Regions from separate parts of the Homo sapiens genome. Here region 1 is linked to region 2. Evidence: read pairs that join two places in POLR2A ChIA-PET (ENCODE). Cell type or tissue: MCF 10A. All regions are shown on one strand. Links, peaks and the distances in the headings refer to the core of each region. The heading gives the core; the rest is flanking DNA.

Region 1 (4,445 bases), core at 1,030-3,529, 240 kb after region 2:
AGGAAGGAAGGAAGGAAGGAAGGAAGGAAGGAAGGAAGGAGAGAGAGAAGGGAGAAAGGAGAAGGGAGGGAAGGAGGGAGGGAGGAAGAAAGAGAGAGGAAGGGAGGAAGGGAGGAAGGGAGGGAGGGTGCTGTCACCCATGCCACCTGTAATCCCAGCACTTTGGGAGGCCAAAACGGGAGGATTGCTTGAGCTCCGGAGTTCAAGACTGGCTTGGTCAACATAGGGAGAGGCCTCATCTCTACTAAAGATTTTTTTAAAAATTTGGCCGGGCGTGGTGGCTCACACCTGTAATCTCAGTACTTTGGGAGGCCGAGGTGGGCGGATCACGAGGTCAAGAGATCGAGACCATCCTGGCCAACATGGTGAAACCCCGTCTCTACTAAAAAATACAAAAAATTAGCCAAGCATGGTGGCATGTGCCTGTATTCCCAGCTACTCAGGAGGCTGAGGCAGGGGAATCTCTTGAACCCGGGAGGCAGAGGTTGCAGTGAGCTGGGATCGCACCACTGCACTCTAGCCTGGCAACAGAGGGAGACTCTGTCTCAAAAAATATATATATATATATTAGCCAGGCATGGTGGCACATGCCTGTTGCCCCAGCTACTCATGAGGTTAAGGTGGGAGGATCGCTTAAGCCTGGGAGGTCCAGGCTGCAGTGGGCTGTGATCATGCACTGCACCCCAGAGTGAGATCCTGTCTGGAAAAAAAAAATAGAAAAAGAAAAAGAAGGAAAGGAGTAAGAGGTGTGGCATTCTTGGCTCTACAGGACACAGAATTTCTGCACTTGGGGCTCTCACTGTGCCCAGTTCTGGCCAAGAGCCTGGCAGAGCCATCTGTGTTCCAGGAAGCTCATATGAACACAGGCTACCCAGTCCTTGCAACGCCAGAGGGGTGGGGCCTGCACGCCCATGGCCGAGGGCTACATTCACCCTCACCACGTTTTGTTTGGCTCTTGGAATTTAAATTCATTGTCAACAGTCATGTTTTAATAGTCCAGACTTTCCAGTTCCTGGTAGAATATCATTAGGCCCAAGAGGCACCACTTGGCTACCACCAAGGAGCAGCTATTTCTCAAGTTCCCCCTGCTGACAGAGATGGATTGTCAGCTGCCCTTTATCCTGATGTTTTCCTCACACCCAACCCACTCCACACCCCTCTCCCCAGTCCTGTAGGTAAACCCTGAGTTTTTTACCACGGCACTGAGGTCTCCAAGAGCCAATGAGGTCATCGAAAGAAAACATAATGAGCATGACTTTGGTTCCCCCTCAAACACACCCTGCCTACCCTTGCACTGAAATTTAATAATGTCCCCTCTACTTTCAGAATTCACCAGGAGGGACTCCCCACACATTGTGAAAAACTTAATCATCTCAGAAATCTAAATTCAACTGTTGCTGAATGAGTCATTTATTGTATTTCTTAGTCCCCTTCCACATAGAAACCTAAAGAATGTCCTCTCAGCTTTCATGGAAGAAAATGCTTCTCTCTCCTCGTGATCTGCTGTGCCTTATTTTATTAGCCAATCAGAACTCAGATGCTTATTCGTTGTTTTCTTTCTTTCCTTTTTTTTCTTTTTTTTAAAGCTTTGGCTACCACAAAGCTCAGAGCTAAATTCTGAGCTTGCTTCTAGGTACATTCATTCTTTAGTTTCTGGTTTTCTGGCAACTTAGATCCTTTGTTTACTCTTCCCTCATTCCCCTCTTTGAGAATTATTTCTCCCTGCCCAGAGCCCCATCCTTACTTTTTTTTTTTTTTTTTTTTTGAGACAACATCTCACTCCGTCACACAGGCTGGAGTGCAGTGGCATGATCTCGGCTCTCTGCAAGCTTCGCCTCCTGGGTTCAAGTGATTCTCCTGCCTCAGCCTCCCGAGTAGCTGGGACTACAGGCGCCTGCCACCACACTCGGCTAATTTTTATATTTTTATTAGAGAAGGGGTTTCACCACGTTGGCCAGGCTGGTCTCGAACTCCTGATCTCACGTGATCCGCCCACCTCGGACTCCCAAAGTGCTGGCATTGAAGGCCTGAGCCACCGTGCCCAGCCCCCATCCTTACTTAAGAACAACTAGGAGGTGGAGTGTGACTCAATTCCACCCTGGCCATAGCTGATTGGTCCAGGAGTGGACTCCTGGCTCAAGCCAGTTCCTGAGTCCTTACCTGAGGCGTGTTGGCACTGAGAGATGAGTCACCCTTGAGATGCCAGACTACAGAAGTCAATTTCACAAATTTCAGGAGTAGTCGGCAGCTGTGTTCCACAACATGGACTGGGTCACAAACAGTATAAAGAAAACCGGCAATGGGGATGGAGAAATCGCCCTCCCAGTTTCAAGCCCAGCTCTGTTCCTCCCCCTGGCTTCCCTGAGACACTGTTGCTGTTCTTTAATATATCCCTCCTTTTGTTTAAGCTACCTTGAGTTGGGTTTCTAAACTTGTTTTTTTTTTTGAGACGGCGTCTCACTCTGTTGCCCAGGCTGGAGTGCAGTGGCGCGATCTCGGCTCACTGCAAGCTCCGCCTCCCGGGTTCACGCCATTCTCCTGCCTCAGCCTCCCGAGTAGCTGGGACTACAGGCGCTTACCACCATGCCCAGCTAATTTTTTTTGTATTTTTAGTAGAGACAGGGTTTCACCTTGTTAGCCAGGATGGTTTCGGTCTCCTGACCTCGTGATCCGCCCGCCTTGGCCTCCCAAAGTGCTGGGATTACAGGCGTGAGCCACCGCACCCAGCTGGGTTTCTAAACTTTTTAACTGGTAACGGAAACTATGTTGTTTGCTGTTTGAAGTCCTCAAAAAACCGGGTGCGGTGGCTCACGCCTGTAATCCCAGCATGGTGGGAGGCCAAGGTGGGCGGATTGCTTGACTTCAGGAGTTCAAGACCAGCCTGGGCAACATAGCAAAAAGCCATCTCTACAAAAAATACAAAAATTGGCAGAGCAAGATGGCATGCACCTGTGTTCTCAGTTACTCAGGAGGCTAAGGTGGAAGGATTAGTTGCACCCAGGGAGGTCGAGGCGGTAGTGAGCCGTGATGGTACCACTGCCCTCTAGCCTGGTGGCAGAGCAAGACCTCTGTCTCAAGTAAATACATAAATAAATCCTCAAAAATAAAAATTGAACACTGCACCACGCACACTCAGGCTTTATTCAGCCTCTCCAAACTGGCCTCTGCACTCTCTTCCCTCATTCTCCTCCAGCATGGCAGCCTCCTTGCTATCCTCCTGATTCTCTGAGCTCCCATGCAGCCCAGGGCCTTTGCACTTGCTGCTCGCTCTGTGGAAAGTTCTCATCCTGGGGCCTCACAGGGCTGCTTCTTTCTTGTCCCCTCATCTCCTCAGAGAGGCCTTTCCCAACCGCACATCCTGGAGTTGCCCCCACCCCACTCCTCCGTTTCACTTCGTCCTGCTCATTTTCTTCACCATCTTTATCACTCTGAAATTATCTTAATGACTTGCTTGTTTACCTATGCCAGGTGTACACGCACACACTCAAATCTAACCTCTATGAAGTCACAGCTGTAAGCCCAGCCACGAGCACAGTGCCTGGGACACCGGAGGTACTCAGTAGATGCTTGTTGAATGAATAAATGTTCTTTGCAGTACAGAGTCCAAGTAATACCTCAGGTGTCAACCTCACATGGTTCTTGAGTTCCTCAGTATTTGTTTTACTGCTCTTTGTCTGTCCTGGCTGTTAGACTCCCCAGAGCCTTTCTGGAATGGGCAGAAGAAAAAAATAAGAGAATTTACTTAACAAATACTATGTACTAGGTATGTTTCTAAGCACTTTACGCATATTATTTAACCCTCCCAACAATCGTGTGAGGGCTAATAACGTAATATGATAGCTGGGTGGGGTGATGCAGCTATAGTCCCAGCTACTCAGGAGGCCAAGGCAGGAGGATTGCTTGAGCCCCAGAGTTTGAGACCAGCCTGAGAAAAACATTAAGATCCAGTCTCTACCAAAAAGAAATGTAGTACTATTATCACCATATGTTACAGATAAAGAAACTGAGGCACCAGGAGTGAAGTCACTGTTCCAAGGCCACCAGCCTATAAAGGCATAGCAAAGACTCCCGCCCAGGGAGTCAGATTTTAAGCCTGGGCCTGTGACCTCTCAGCCAGGCCGCCTCCCAGGCAAGTGGGAAAAGCACGTCCTCACTTCTTGGGCAGGGCAGTAAGATATGTATCTCTCATGCTTACGTTAGGCCCTTTCTTTTTTTTTTGGAGACAGAGACCAGCTCTGTCGCCCAGGTTGAGATCAGCAATGGCGTGATCTTGGCTCACTGCAACCTCTGCCTCCCAGGCTCAAGCAATTCTCCTGCCTCAGCCTCTGGAGTAGCTGAGATTACAGGTGCATGCCACCACGTCAGCTAATTTTTGTATTTTTAGTAGCAACGGGGTTTTGCCATGTTGGCCAGGCTGGTCTCGAACTCCTGACCTCAGGTGATCT
Region 2 (4,445 bases), core at 1,336-3,835:
TATTAGTCATTCTCATAAAGTATGCTCATAAAGACATACCTGAGACTGGGTAATTTATAAAGGAAAGAGGTTTAATTGACTCACAGTTCCACATGGCTGGGGAGGCCTCACAGTCATGGCGGAAGGTGGATGAGCAGCAAAGTCACGCCTTACATGGTGGCAAGCAAGAGGGCTTGTGTAGGGAAACTTCCCTTTATAAAACCATCAGATCAGGCTGGGTGCAGTGGCTCACGCCTGTAATCCCAGCACTTTGGGAGGCTGAAACGGGTGGATCATTTGAGGTCAGGAGTTCAAGACTGGCCTGGCCAACATGGTGAAACCCTGTCTCTACCAAAGATACAAAAAATAAGCCAGACGTGGTGGCACATGCCTATAATCCTAGCTACTCAGGAGGCTGAGGCATGAAAATCACTTGAACCCAGGAGGTTACAGTGAGCCAAGATCACGTCACTGCACTCCAGCCTGGGTGACAGAGTGAAACCCTGTCTCAAAAAAAAAAAAAAAAAACCATCAGATCTCGTGATACTTACTAACTACCTCAAGAACAGTATAGGGGAACCACCCCCATGATTCAATTATCACTACCTGGCCCCATCCTTGATACACGGGGATACAGAGATACAGCCAAACCATATCACATAATTCACACACACATACATACCACACACACCGTGTATCTGGAGGTGAAACATTATTTCAAAACAGCTCAAAATATTATACTGGCTCTATCTGTCAGGATGCTTTGATTGTAAGCAACAGAAACTGCCTCTACTGATCTAGGCAGAACGGGAATTTCTTGGAAGGATATTAGAGAGCACACTAGAGCAAAGGAATGGCTAAAAAGTCAGGCTTGGAGCCATTAGGCACCCAGCCTCTCCAGGAGGTTCTTGGCAGCAGAAAATGCTCAACAATCTCACTGAGCTGCTGTGGCTGGAATGAGAACACTCCAAGTGTTCTCTGCTTTGGGCCTGAATCCATGATTGAGATTTCAGGGAGGGAGTCCCCATTGGCCTTGCTGGCAGTCATGCACTGGGGAGGAAGGGCTGGCCTGGCTAACCATTCCACTAGACAATTTGGAAGATGGACCAGCAGCTGGGCAGATGACAAACAACGAAGGTCTTTGCATTTCTTGAGAATGATGACAGCCAACCACTGAGGCTGTGACAACACTTATAAAAAAAATCCCCCTTTCTCTTCTATCCATTTCTCTCACACGCTGAAGCTGCTCCACAGGATTTCTCCCTACAGTTATACGCAAACCTCACCCAACATCCACTCTTTTATACCCCGGCTGTGCAAAATGTATTCAGAGAACCAGCAGCATTTATAATCTCCAAATGTAATCTGTATAAAGCCAGCGTGCCCATGGGTTCAGCTTCAACATGGTGAAGTAGTATCATAATGTATTAGTCCACTCCTTACACTGCTAACAAAGACATACCTGAGACTGGGTAATTTATAGAGGAAAGAGGTTTAATTGACTTAATCTAGCAAGTTGGGAGCTTGCTAGAAATGTAGAATCTCAAACCTCACCCTAGACCTACCAAATCAGAATCTGCATTTTAACAATATCCCAGGTGGCTCTGATGCACGTGAAGTTTAAGAATCACTCATGGATACACTCTCTTCCTCTCTCCATTTCTTTTTTTTTTTTTTTTTCTTTGAGACAGGGTCTCACTCCTTTGCCCCAGCTGTAGTGCAGTGGTGCAATCATGGCTCACTGCAGCCTTGACCTCCCTGGGCTCCGGTGATCCTCCCACCTCAGCCTCCTGAATAGCTGGGACCACAGGCATGCGCCACCATACCTAGCTAATTTTTATCTTTCTTGTAGAAATAGGGTTTTGCCATGTTGCCCAGGCTGGTCTCAAACTCCTGGGCTCAAGTGATTTGCCTGCTTAGTCCTCCCAAAGTGCTGGGACTACAAGTGTAGAGCCACCGTGCCGGCCTTCCATTCCTTAATTATACAGATCAATCTAGTCTCTCACCAGCCTAAACAAATCCTTCCTCTGTAGCAAGAGGAAAGAGATGGGCTATCAATGACAAGGTTGCCTCTGGTGGGGTGATAGAAGAAATGTGAACATTTGCAGGCTCATAATTGTCTTGTAAACAAGGGTAAAGCAGACACAGTCTGTGACCTCAGCGAGCTCAGGTTCTGGAGGGAAAAGCTGGTCAGCCGGTCCAAATGGATATTGAGGTCTTCCAAGGCAGCATGGCATGGTTCTCAGGGCTAAACTGACTCTAGAACCGCTTGCTCTAGGGGAGGATCCTGGGGACAGAGGGACGGAATGGTAAATTAAGTTTCATTGGGCTGCACAGATCAGTTTGGAAGTCCTGTGGTCCTTTGAGTCCTCTCTGAAATGCAATGCTAGACAACAGTGCCAGGGTACTCAGGGTTGGTCTGTCTCCTCCTCCAAGAGAGCAAAGAAGGAACCAGGCCCAGGGACTCACCCAGAGGGGGCTTGGGAGCCAGTAAAATGAAAAACGTTGAATGTAGAGTTCCGAACGGTCTGGAATCCAGGTATTAATCTGTTGGTCCGTCATCATATTGGTCTTTGCAACATACAAACAAATCAAGCACGAGATTTCCCCCAAAGTTAGCAAGCTCCTGTGAGTCATTTCTCAGGAACTTGGTGGCAGACACTTGGCTGAAGGCAGCTGTGAGGAGGAATGTCCGTGGAGGGGGGTGGGGGGCGGTGGTGGCCACAGTCACGGGAGTGGCTGTGTGGGCGTGACTGTAGCTGGGACTGCTGGGCTATGAAGCTGTGGCTGTGTCTGTAGCTGGGGGTGGGGCTGTGGCCATGGCTGTGGCCACCAGCCTCACAGCAGTAGCCATAACAAAAGGAGGAGCTGCTGACTGGCCTCATCTCAGTGACCACATGGCATCATTCAAAGATTCGTGCTCCTGGTCCCTCAACGCAGGTAGAACTTTTGGCAGAGTCGGGGGAAACTGAGCTAAAGGCAGTGACAGGTTGTACCTACTTGGGCCATGGACCCTGAGGAACCTGAAAAAGATGAGGGAAGAGGTCCCTATCACACACTTTGGTGTTTTGTGGCTGCTGGTGGCAGTGGGGTCTGGCATGAGGGTGACCTGCAACCACACGCACCCAGCTCCTAGGTTCCTGGAGCTGACAGCGTCTGTGGCAGAGGGGCTTGACATGAGGATGCTGTCCCCAACTCCTCTGGTCCTACCCAACATTTTCCTGCAAGGTGGCCCTAACCAACCCCACCCGCATCATTCAAATCCGTGCTTGAAGGGACAACACCATCTCACCCTCTTCCTCATTTTCCATCTTTCTCAGTCCTTGCTGTTCACAGAATAGTCTCCTCTCTTCATCAGCCAGAAACAAACAAAATGCCTGTGCGAACCGATGCTGTGGTTTCACCAGCTTGGTCCTTCCACAAACAGCAAAACTCAGAGTTCAGTTTAGGTGCCTTCCCATCACCCCTACTAGAACACTTTGTCTCAGTAGCCACTGAGTTAACAGTTGTGAAAGCTTTTAGAGAAAGATACATTCTTGTGCTCTTGAAAGAGTATGATTTACATTTCTTTGACATTCTCCAGTTTCAAAAGCCACTTGCAAATGCCAGTACTTCGAAGCTTTATTTCTGTACCTACAAAGAAAGGCACCTCTCATAAAAGAGCTTTTTAAACCATGGCACTTTAGGAAGGTAGAACCTAAGAGGCACAAAACCATAATGATAAACAAACAAATCGGTTTGTGAAGTAGCTCAGGCCATGGTCCCTACTATTCTAGGGCCTCTTCATCTATGCTGATGGCGTAAGTTTACTGAGCATTTATTTGGTGTCAGGTACTCTTCTAAGCACCTTACCTGAATCATCTCATGTGATACTTACAGGAACTCTAGAACTCTAGACCAGTGATTTTCCTTTCTTTTTTTTTTAAGAGACAGGGTTGCTCGCTCTGTCACCCAGGCTGGAGTCCAGTGGCGTGGTCGTGACTCACTGTAACCTCAAATTCTTGGACTCAAGTGATTCTCTTGCCTCAGCCTCCCAAGTAGCTAGGACTACAGATGTGAGCCCCCGTGCCTGGCTAATTTTTAATTTTCATGTAGAGACAAGATCTCCCTATGTTGCCCAGTCTGGCCTCAAGTGATCCTCCCACCTCGGCCTCCCAAGTCACTGGGATTATAGGCATGAGCCACTGTGCTAGACCAGAGATTTTCAATTAGGGGTTATTTTGCCCCTTACGCAGGGGATATTTGGCAATGTCTGGAGACATTTTTGTGTGGTACAACTAGGGGGGATGCTATTGGCATTAAGTGCGTAGAGGCCGGGGATGCTGCTTAAACAACCTATGGTTCTTGGGACGGCCCCACACCAAAGAATTATCCAGGCCCTACTGCAATAGTGTCCAGGTTGAGAAGTCCTGCTCTCAGAGATAGGGATTATTATTCACCCCATTTTCCAGATGAAGACACAGAAG

Evidence for each region. Peaks named below come from ENCODE experiments on the same cell type or tissue, not always from the same donor. Only the 100,000 strongest peaks of a DNase experiment are listed, where the experiment ranks them.
Region 1: POLR2A ChIA-PET joins it to region 2 with 11 read pairs; 5 of 35 experiments call an interaction of 5 or more read pairs at or near these places.

Annotation. Positions count from the first base shown.
Region 1 is chr3:72,722,150-72,726,594 of GRCh38, forward strand. It overlaps a transcript of SHQ1 not described here. Among named protein-coding and RNA genes, the nearest start is that of SHQ1, 120 kb to the right of the region's middle. In MCF 10A, for the core only: no CTCF peak of the experiment used is centred there; DNase peaks (open chromatin) are centred at 1,412 and 2,122.
Region 2 is chr3:72,484,880-72,489,324 of GRCh38, forward strand. No RefSeq gene overlaps it. Among named protein-coding and RNA genes, the nearest start is that of RYBP, 40 kb to the left of the region's middle. RefSeq lists enhancers at 2,297-2,814, 2,815-3,332. In MCF 10A, for the core only: no CTCF peak of the experiment used is centred there; a DNase peak (open chromatin) is centred at 2,642.